2 separate regions of the Homo sapiens genome follow, and region 2 is linked to region 1. The links are chromatin loops, found by intact Hi-C in ENCODE. Cell type or tissue: heart left ventricle. All regions are shown on one strand. Each heading gives the region's core, and the rest is flanking DNA. Links, peaks and the distances in the headings are about the cores only.

Evidence for each region. Hi-C counts contacts between places; a loop is a spot of excess contacts. Peaks named below come from ENCODE experiments on the same cell type or tissue, not always from the same donor. Only the 100,000 strongest peaks of a DNase experiment are listed, where the experiment ranks them.
Region 2: a loop joins it to region 1, with 2.8 times the contacts of the local background. A loop is called at or near these places in 24 of 110 quality-filtered maps.

The regions. Positions count from the first base shown.
Region 1 is chr4:38,066,868-38,072,247 of GRCh38, forward strand. The region is part of intron 14 of TBC1D1 (TBC1 domain family member 1); the gene reads left to right. Among named protein-coding and RNA genes, the nearest start is that of PTTG2, 110 kb to the left of the region's middle. RefSeq lists enhancers at 621-1,122, 1,123-1,622, 2,686-2,825. In heart left ventricle, for the core only: CTCF peaks have their summits at 2,478 and 5,255; a DNase peak (open chromatin) is centred at 5,152; H3K27ac peaks cover 329 bases.
Region 2 is chr4:38,858,945-38,864,324 of GRCh38, forward strand. It overlaps a transcript of TLR6 not described here. Among named protein-coding and RNA genes, the nearest start is that of TLR6, 4.8 kb to the left of the region's middle. In heart left ventricle, for the core only: a CTCF peak has its summit at 2,083 (motif pointing left); no DNase peak of the experiment used is centred there.

The DNA of each region.
Region 1 (5,380 bases), core at 259-5,258:
ACTAACAAGATTTTTTTTTTCTTTTACCCCGATGGAGTCTCGCTCTGTCGCCGGGCTGGAGTGCAGTGGTGCAATCTTGGCTCACTGCAACCTCCGCCTCCTGGGTTCAAGCGATTCTCCTGCCTCAGCCTCCCGAGTAGCTGGGATTACAGGTGCGCACCACCACGCCCAGCTAATTTTTGTATTTTTAGTAAAGATGGGGTTTCACCATGTTAACCAGGATGGTCTCTATCTCTTGACTTTGTGATCTGCCCGCCTCGGCCTCCCAAAGTGCTGGGATTACAGGTGTGAGCCACGCTCCCGGCCAAGATTTTAAACATTATTTACCAAAGTAGGAACGTGGTAATTATGGTCTTATATAATTCTGAAAATGATTTCTAGTACCAAACTATGAATTTTATACTTGAAAGAATGATGGGTTTTTCACAGAAAGTTGAAGTTATTATGGTTTGTTTCCTGTTCAGGTGTTTTTGCTGGAGAATGTTCGATGAACAGCAGTTCTGGTGATAAGTTATGGATGTACACAGCTGGTGTGGTTTTTAGGATTTTATTTTGCAGCAGCATCTTCCTCAAACAGTTGCCAGGGGACGGCTTTCCTTCTTCTTACTGGTACCAGCCTTTCTCTTGCAGACAAGGCAGTATGGGAGGGTTGGGAGACAAAACAGAAGCTGTTGGTTTCTTCAGCCTGGCAAGGATTCAGATTGCAGGTTGTAGATTGGAGGCCGTCAGTGGGGATACCTTTCCGGACAAAGTGGTGTTTCTGCCTGGCACTGCTTGCCAGAGAAGTTTCAGTTCTTCATTCTCCGTCAGAGAAACCCATATGGACCACATTCTGATAGTTTTCTTCTGTTTCCCTAACACCGAAGGCTCAGCCCCTGGTGCAGGTCCCAGTGTACAGCAGGCTGCATACAGTTAGACCAGATGTTCTTGTAGTACGAAAAGTCACCGAGTTTCCATTCACTTGTGGGTGGCAGGTATGGCCCTCCTTACCTCCCATGGCCCAGGTTTCTCTGTCCTGCCGTTTTCACATTTTCCAGGCTTTCACCTCCAGGTACCAAAATTCACATCATTTAGAGATTGTGTCTGCCTGCCAATACGCGGATGTACCAGTGAGGGATTGTTCTCGCCTGACGAGAGGTCTGGATGATGAGAGAGCAGAGCTGGCCCTGGGGCTCAGTGGTGACACCCTCGAGCTTGGCTGCTTCTGTTCTTCTGCTTCCTCTGCTTGGATTCCTTCGCCTTTGGCTTCCCCTCCAGTTCCAAGCAGAACAAAACAGGAGATATCAAGGAGGAAAGGGTGACCCCTCTATATCTGGAGAGCAAAACTGTCGCGGAAATCCCTAGTGTACTTCCATTTGTGTCTCATTATCTGAAACCGAGTTACCTGGCTGGTCACGTGCAGCCACCAGAGGCAGGAAGGTAGTGATTCTGCCTGTGTGGAATGTTCTAGCATTCCCTGGTAGCTTTTGTTTCTTCAGGCAGCCATGACTTTGCATAGATCATTTCCTTTTGCCCAGGACACTCCTGCTCGTTTTCTCCCCTCCTCACCAAACCCACAGTGCATTAACAGCGACAGACTTCTCCTCATCCTCTCAGGCCACTTGGATGTCACCATTTCTTCTCTTTACCCCTCAGGCGTAGTCAGCCTCTCTGTGCCTGATGTTTTATGGCTTTGTGTATGCCCCGATGGAGAGCGTCTTACTGTGTCTTCGGGTTATTTATCTCAACCTCGCATCTGTGCTATCCTGTACAGTAACCAACAGCCACATATCACTATTTAAAATTAAATACAAACTAATTATACTTAAATGTAATAAAAATGTAGCCCCTCACATTAGCCTCATTTCAAGAGCCACATGTGGCTACCGTATTGTAAGCAGAGCTCAAGAACATTCAGCAATATTGTGAGAGTGGCTACCATATTGAGAGCAGAGCTCTAGAACATTCCCTTATCCCAGAAAGTTCTCTTGGACATGCTGCTCAAGGTGGTGAACTCTGAGATCTCCAGTCCCCCCAGCTCCGTCACTCAGAACCACAAATGTGGCACCATCAGCCTTCAGGGTGGTGCTTGTGTTGTACTGTCTCCTGACTAAAGAAGTAAACTTCAGGCAGTCAAGATTTTCTACAACCCACACTGCTCCTAAAACTAGTGTTACTGGATATGTAAAAGCTATTGAGCCCAGTGCTTTCAAGGAATCCTAAAAGCAAGTGGGGACTGTCATGTATCCAGGTTCCTTGTTTTGCAGAAGAAGAAATAGAGGCTTTAGGGGAAAGGGGTCCACTCAAGGTCATACAGGCAAGGTCATACAGTCAGTGGTAGAATGGACTGGAATCTTGATTGTTCATCTCACTCCCCTTTCCATTAAGCCATAACTGATTGAGTATCACCAACCTGTTTGTTTTCCCTGATTATGTTCCCTTCTCGCCTGTTTAATCAGGTTTCAGCTCCTTGTGAGAGGAAGTTGTTTTCAGCTTCTTAGCCCCCTACCTGTAGGCGGTGCTCTGGGAACGCTCAGGAAGCAGATGCATGTGAGCCTGTCTCAGCCAATGATTGCTTAGTTGCAAGAAACAAAAAAATGACTCAAACTAGCTTAATCAAAAGGAGGCTTTTAAACAGCAAGATAAGGGTAAAGGCTGGGAACTAGGAAGTTGTCAGGAACCAAGGCTGTCTCTCTGGATCTCTCTTTGAGGCCATGTAATTTTTTTTTCCTCTCGGTCTCTTTATTCTGCACACCAGCTCACCCAGCTTGCTTGTTACTATATGCAGTCATGCCAACCCCCAGATCTGTATGACCTGTTAGCCTCAGGGGCACCCACGTAGCTGGCTGCCAATCTGTGTTTTCTTCCAGGTTTCGAGAGGGAGAAATGATTGGCCCAGCTCAGGGTCACTTACCCAGGGAGAGGTGGGGGAAGTATGGAGGCACCGTGGTATCAGGGAACCCCTGGGCCAAGCTTGTCCAACCCGCGGCCTGCTTTCTTTCATTTTTTCTGTTTTTTGTTTTGTTTTGTTTTGTTTTTTTACAGCTCATCAGCTATTGTTAGTGTATTTTATGTGTGGCCCAAGACAATTCTTCTTCTGCTGTGGCTCAGGGAAGCCAAAAGATTGGCCACCCCTGTCCTAGGCCATTATCTGGGCTGTGGGAGGTGTGGAGCAGGGTCAGAGCTGGAGGGGGAGGGCATAGCCTCCAGCCACCATAAGTTGGTGTGTTCTTGGTAATTATATTGCTTGTCAACCGAAGGCAGAATCAGGACAATGAAAGTAATGAGAATCCCTAGCTTTGTAACAGTTAGTGGTTATCTAAAAGTAGGTGAAATTGTACATGAGTGAGTGGCATGAATTTCTTATTACTAAAGTGCTCAGATAGCTGGCTAACTTTCTGTCAAAGATCCCTCTGCTAGGATCAACATTTGATTAATATATTTATCCTGTAATAAGAATTTGGGATTCTTAAAGCAAAATAGTTGTCATGTGGCTGACTACACAACCAAAGATGGTCCAGGTGTCGCTGGAAGAGGAGAGACTGAAGAGCTGTTGCCAGGTTCCCACGTGGACCTTCGGCATGACCCGGCCATGGGGAGGCCTCACACGCTCCTGCATCGCCCACATCTTGCCAAGCCATGGAAAACACTTGGGATTCATATCTAAATCCTAGTTTAAGCTTGGTGAGGACAGTGGCCTGGTGCAGAGTTTGGGTCATAGATGGTGCTTGGTTTCTTTTGTATAAAGGGGTATATGATTTTGGAATATTTACCAAATGTGGGCATTTTTTCTATAAAAATTATTGTATCTACTGAGATTATAGTATGTAAAAAAAACATACACATGGAGAAAGAATACAAAGAGAGCATTGATATTCTACAGAAGTGGCAAGAAGATGTGGTGATAGGTGATATTTTTGCCTTTTGTTTCAATTTTGTATTGTAGTGACTTTTTTGGTAGAAAAAACTAATTTCTAATTAAGGGAGAAACATTTGAAGTACATTTAGTCTTTCTAGAAAACCTCATCTTCTCATAGAAGTTTAAGATGGAGACATACTTCCATTGTGAATCATGATGCTAACCAGTATTCAGATTTGTTGGAAATGGACTCAGTTTTAAAATTGCTTCTCTCTTGTGGGCTGGAACTGCAAATGATTGTTTGGGGATTTTTCCCCTTTTCTTCTATGGAGTTATTCAACTTGGCATGACCAGTGATTTGAGCTGAGAACATGGAACCCTTGATTTGCAGAAATCAAGCCCCCAAAGGTACAGATACAGTGGTCATTGTCTGAAGGGTTTCTTTTGTTCTTGGCCCTCCTGTCCCTGCTCTTACTGTGGCAGCTGCAGCTGCAGGTGCCTCTGAAGCCTTGCCATCCATGGTCACTTCCTGCCTGCTCCCCACCCACCCCTGGGAAAGAGCCCCCAAGTGTCCAAAAGCACTGTGTTGCCTAATGCTTGTTGAGAGTCTACATTTCTCTAGATCTAGCAGAAGTAAAATTTCAGTTTGTTATATTTATAGTTTCAGGAATAGTTTGGGAATGGATTTAATAAAAAATTTAAAAGCCCATCATTTTTATATCTCTTTTTCGATATTTGATGGTTTAAAAGACATCAAAGTTATCTTCTCCCATTACTCATCCTATACAATTAAAACCTGTTTTTTGAAGTTGTAATAGGTAAGTTAGCCTTAGGTCACCCCATATTTATGTAAACTCCAGCCCACTGCCACAGCTACTTTGATTGTGATCTGTCATTGTGTTACCCACTGTAGGGCAGAAATGGTTCCTGCCTCATGCCGTTGCTGCTTTACTCTTCCTGAAGTGGTGTGGTTCTGTCTCTGTAGTCCTTGGCACACTGTAGGTTCTCAGATGGCAGGGTGAAAAGTTCTTCTGTTTGCTTAAATCTCTCATAATACCCTGAGTCTGTGGAGCTCAATAAATTCTACTTGGTATTATTGATAGATTATTTGGAGCCTTTTATGTTAGAAAAGGGATTCTTAATCCAATGCTCCGTTTTACAGATGAGAAGACTGAGGCTCAAAGACCATACCCCCAGGAGCCATGATTTGCACTGTATTTAGGAATAGTGTCTAGGGTCAGCACCTGGTGTTGGCCGACTGCAGAGCAGCCTGGTTAGGAGCCCTGGGGTTGGGCGGGTCTGGGCTGCTGGTGCCACAGCAGTCTCCCTCCCCTGGGACTTTGGGCCTGCTACCCACCCCTGTTCCTTCCTTTGTGAGATAGGGCTAGCAGTAACTGTCTTGTTTCATCAGAGGCAGTATTGCATAATGAATGAGAGCTGGGGCCTAAATTAGGCACAAGTGCAAGCCCTCAGAAAACTATGTACACCTAGAGAGAGAGAGAGACACACGTCTGTATGACAGAGAGGCAGGGTTTGGGAATG
Region 2 (5,380 bases), core at 195-5,194, 790 kb after region 1:
GTATGACATCAATTGTATAAAATCTAGCCATTTACACAGGTTATCTTCTTGCCAGGCATTGCTGTGACTACTTTCCAAGTATTAACTCATTAAGGTGCTGTGAGATAAGTACTGTCACGTCATCTCCACTTAGCGCAGCTGGGTAATCGTTCCAGCTTGCACTGCTGGTCAGTGGTGGGGGTGGGATTCGAACCCAGGCAGTTTGGCCCCAGTGCCTATGCACTTAAGCATCATACTATGCTGCCTTAGAAGACACCCTGTGTCCTCATAAGACACACAGAGAAGAGAGATACAGAGAAGCAGAGCATTTGCAAACAGAGGCAGAGACTGGGGTATTGCAGTCACAATGCAAGGGATGTCTGGAGCCACCAGAGGCTGGAGAGAGCATCACCCTATGAACAGCTTGATTTTGAACTTCTAGCCTCCAGAACTCTGAGAGAATGAATTTTTGTTGTTTTAAGCCACACAGTCTGTGGTGATTTGTCATGGTAGCCACAGGAAACTTAATACAAGGGTCTACATACATATGTTGATAGAGGCATATGAATCTTTTTTTCTCAAAAGATACATAAGAAATGTTCACCTTTGAGCAGAAGAACTAAGAGAAATAGATTATTGGCCTTTTTTTTTTTTTTTTTGAGACAGGGTCTCGCTCTGTTGCCCAGGGTGGAGTGCAGTGGCGTGATCACAGCTCACTGCAGCCTTGACTTTCCCCACTCAGGCGATTCTCCCACCTCAGCCTCCCAAGGATCTGAGACCACAGGCATCCACCACCATGCATGGCTAATTTTTATATTTTTTTGCAGAGACAGGGTTTTGCCATGTCGCTCAGGCTGGTCTGGAATTCCTGGGCTCAAACAATCCGCCCACCTCAGCCTCCCAAAGTGCTGGAATTACAGGATTGAGCCACCCCGCCCGGCCTCTTCACCATTTTATGCTTTTTGTCCTATTTGAATTCTTCACTATATATAGATATGTATATATGTCTTAATTTTTAAAAAATAGTGTCACACTGGGTTAAGTATTATAAACATAATCTGAGGCCACCCAATACACTGTCCCAATACAGACACAGGCAAAACATTATTTTGATGACTTTTACTTGTTAAAAAATGTTGTCTTTCTCCAGATAATAAATAAATAAATAAATAAATATTAGTGTCTACCAACAGCTTTAAAGTAAGTTTTGTGACAATTATCAATATCATAAGATACACATACGACAGAGATAAGATTGATAATTTTGGCTGGGCGCAGTGGCTCACACTTGTAATCTCAGCACTTTGGGAGGCTGAGGCAGGCAGATCACCTGAGGTCAGGAGTTCAAAACCAGCCTGGGCAACATGGTGAAACCCTGTCTCTACTAAAAATACAAAAATTAGCTGGATGTGGTGGCTGGCGCCTGTAGTCCCAGCTACTCAGGAGCCTGAGGCACGAGAATCACTTGAACCCAGGAGGCGGAGGTTGCTGTGAGCTGAGATCGTGCCACTGCACTCAAGCCTGGGCAACAGAGCGAGACTCTGTCTCAAAAAAAAAAATGCTAATTTATATATTAAGTATTGATAGTAAACCTAAACTTCTCTGCTGAATTAAAAAAAAAAAAAAAAGACAAGCCGCAGACTGGGAGAAGGTATCTGCAACTTGTATAATCACAAAAGTGTTAATATACAAAATATATAAAGATTTCCTACAAATCAATTTTAAAATGACTAACAACCCCAATGCGGGGAAATGAGCAAAGGAGATCAACAGATGGATAACAGAAAAGGAAACAGAAATAGCTCAAACACATGGAAAGGTATGCATCCTCATTAGAACATGGGAAAATACAAATTAACACAACCAGGAGACACTATTGTACACCCCTAAGGTGGACAAAATTTAAAACATCTAGTAATACAAATGGTGGCCAGAACATGAAGAAACAGGAGCTCACATACATGTCCAGAGATGCTGATGTAAGTGGTCTGGGAGGGGCCGGGCATACGTTTTATTTTGAAAGCTCTTCAGGTGAGTCCATTTCATTGTAACCCCATGAAAATCAGGGGACTGAGACCTACACGCTGGCCTGAGCACAGCGCCCTCTAGTGGTCTATATCTTCTTGGGTGCACCCTTCACACACCAGAGCCTGGGAGGTGGTGCAGGTGTTCTTGACTCTCACTGCTACTTCCAGATCACTTTCCTTCCTCCAAACCCACCCCTTCTCATTGCAGTCATCTAGTGAGCCCCATCACTTCATCAAGTATTCTAGCAGTACTCACTATTTCAATCCGATACCACCCCTTTCATAATTCTAGTGATTTCCATAGCTACATAGAGACTCTTCCATTCACCTGGCCTCTGAGTTCTTGGACATTCTCTCTTCTAATAATCTTGTCCTGCACCCTACCTCAGTCATGCATTCCCTTATTATATCCTAGATATCATTATTAGCAATGGCTGCACCCCCTCCATAATCTCAGTTGCCTGAATCCCACTTTCCTTCTCTCACCTCCAACTCTTCCTCCAGTGCCAACGATTCCCCAGCCCCACTGCACTGGACTGAAAGATCATGCTCCATCCTCTTCATTATTCTTCTGCAGCTACTTACTCCTCTTTCCTCAACCCAGTTTAAATCCAGCTCTCCACTGGACTACACTGAGCTTGAGTGGCTGAATATAGTTGGAGAAAATACACACCCATGCTGACTGGCTTACTTGAAATGTATGACTAGATCCCAGCCTCAAGAGAGCAGCCATCCTCCTACCCTCCTTACTACCCTTCCCTAGCCCCTTCACTCTCCTGTTCTCCTCTTTCACACCTCCTCTTGTCTCTTTCACTTCCAAAATCTCCTTCTCGTGTCTAGGTCCTCTTTATCTCTCTGGCATGGATTACCCAAGGCTCAGATTTGGACCACTTCTTTTCTAAATCCATGCATTGTCATCTGGGTCCGTGGCTTCAAAACTATCTGCTTGCTGATGTCTCCTCAATTACCAGCTCCAGGCCAGACTTCCCTGAACTCCAGACTCTCACATTCAACAGCCTACTAAATAGTTGCTAAAACATTCTTGTTGAAAACCAACATTCTCACGCGATGATGCTTCATTTTCACAATGAAAATAGATGCTACCAGAGGAGCATTTCCACATCTTCCCCTGAAATTCTATAAGCCTCCCCTGCATGAGTTCTACCTGAACTCTTGCTGTCCTTCGGAATGAACTCTCTGTGCCAAGAGCCAGCCCCTTCCCACTGAGCACTGGGTCCCCTTCCTGCTCATCTACTCAAGGAAGTCACTCTTGCAATGATCTTCTCTCTACTGTATCAACATTTTTCTGCTCTGATGTATTATTCCAATCACATTTTTTTTTATTTTAGATAAGGTTTCACTCCCATCACCCTGGCTGGAGTGCAGTGGCATGATCTTTGGCTCACTGCAACCTTCACCTCCCAGGTTCAAGGGATTTTCTTGCCTCAGCCTTCTGAGTAGCCTGGATTACAGGTGTGTGCCATCACTCTCCGCTAATTTTTGTATTTTTAGTACAGACGGGGTTTTGCCATGTTGGCCAGGCTGGTTTTGAATTCCTGGCCTCAAGTGATCTGCCCGCCTCAGCCTCCCAAAGTGCTGGGATTACAGGCGTGTGCCACCACACCTGGCCCCAATCACCATTTTTTTTTTTTTTTTTTTTTTTGAGATGGAGTTTTGCTCTGTCACCCAGGCTGGAGTGCAGTGGTGCAATCTCAGCTCACTGCAACCTCCGCCTCCCAGGTTCAAGCAATTCTCCTGCCTCAGCCTCCCGAGTAGCTGGGACTACAGGCACGTGCCACCACGCCCAGTTAATTTTTTGTATTTTTAGTAGAGACAGGGTTTCACCCTGTTAACCAGGATGGTCTCGATCTCCTGACCTCATGATCCGCCCGTCTTGGCCTCCCAAAGTGCTAGGATTACGGGCATGAACCACTACACCCGGCCCCCAATCACATTTTAAAGCAATAATTTCTCCCATCTAAAAAAAAAAAAAAAAAAAAAAAACTCCCTTTGAATCCACAACCTTCCCCTCCTTGCTCCTCTATATACCAGAACTCCTTGCAAGAGCTTTTACTGACTATCTCTAATTGTTCTCCTCTCATTCTCTTAAATGTACTTCAGTCAGGTTTCCTTCCCCACCGGTCAGAAGAAATAGCTCTTTTCAAGGTCACCAATGATCACCACATTGCCAAATCCACGGTCAATTCTCAATTTTTAGCTTCTTTGAACTATTAGCAGCGTTTAACACAGTTGAAAGATCCTGAAATGTTTTCTTGCCTGACTTCCTAGACCCCATATCCCACTCCCCACTCTCCCTTCCCTGAATTTCCTGCTAACTCATTGGCATTCCTTCCCAGTCTCCTTCTGGGTCCTCTTTATATCTCTGGCATGGAATACCCAAGACTTAGTCTTGGACCACATCTCTAACTCCATGCACTCTCATCCTGGTCCTTCAAACCAGGATGAAGTCCCAGACTTCCCTGAACTTCAGACTCACATTCAATAGCCTGCTAAATGCTTGCTAAACCATTACTGTTGCAAGCCAAATGCCTGAATCTTTACTACCTCTAACTCCAAACCTGCCCCCTCTTGCATCCTTCCTCATATCAATAAATGATATTTCTACTCTTCCAGTAGTGCAGACTAAAATCCTTGGAGTGATTAATGATTAATTTCTCTTTTGCTCAAACTCTACATTCAATCTATAGGCAAATTTTGTTGGATTTTTCTTTGAAATATGTCCATAAGCAAACACCTCTCATGTCCCCCACTACTCCCATGGTGGTCAAAAGCATCATCATCTTTCACCTGGATAACTGCAATGGCATCCTAACAGGTATGCCAGCCTCCATCCTTCTCTCCCCTCCCACCTTCACCCAATTCCAATATGACTAGAGTCAGATACTAGAATCATACTCAAAAGCCATAAGGGTGCCAGTCTCACTCAAAGTATAAACCAAAATCCCTCTGCCCATCTCTCAGCCTCCACTACCTCTATGGCCTCATTTTCTTCTACTCTTCCCCATCCTCCCTCTGCTCCAGCCACACTGGCCACCTTACCTTTCTGTGAATGCATCATCCATGCTCCCAAACTGCCTGAGACTGTCTACAGATATGGCCACTGTTCATTTCCCTACTTCCTTAAAGTCTACATTGCAATGCCACTTTATCAGTAAGGACTTCCTTGACCACAGTTGGTCCTACCCATCATTCCCTAAACCCTGTAGATTCTATAGCCTGCTTTACTCCACCACCTCATATAGACCCTCTAGTTAGGGTCTATCTCCCTTTCTGTGGAGTGTAAGTTCTTGAATACCAGGAGTTTGCTTTGCTTCTTTTGTACTCCAAGCACCTACAGCCGTATTTGGTACACA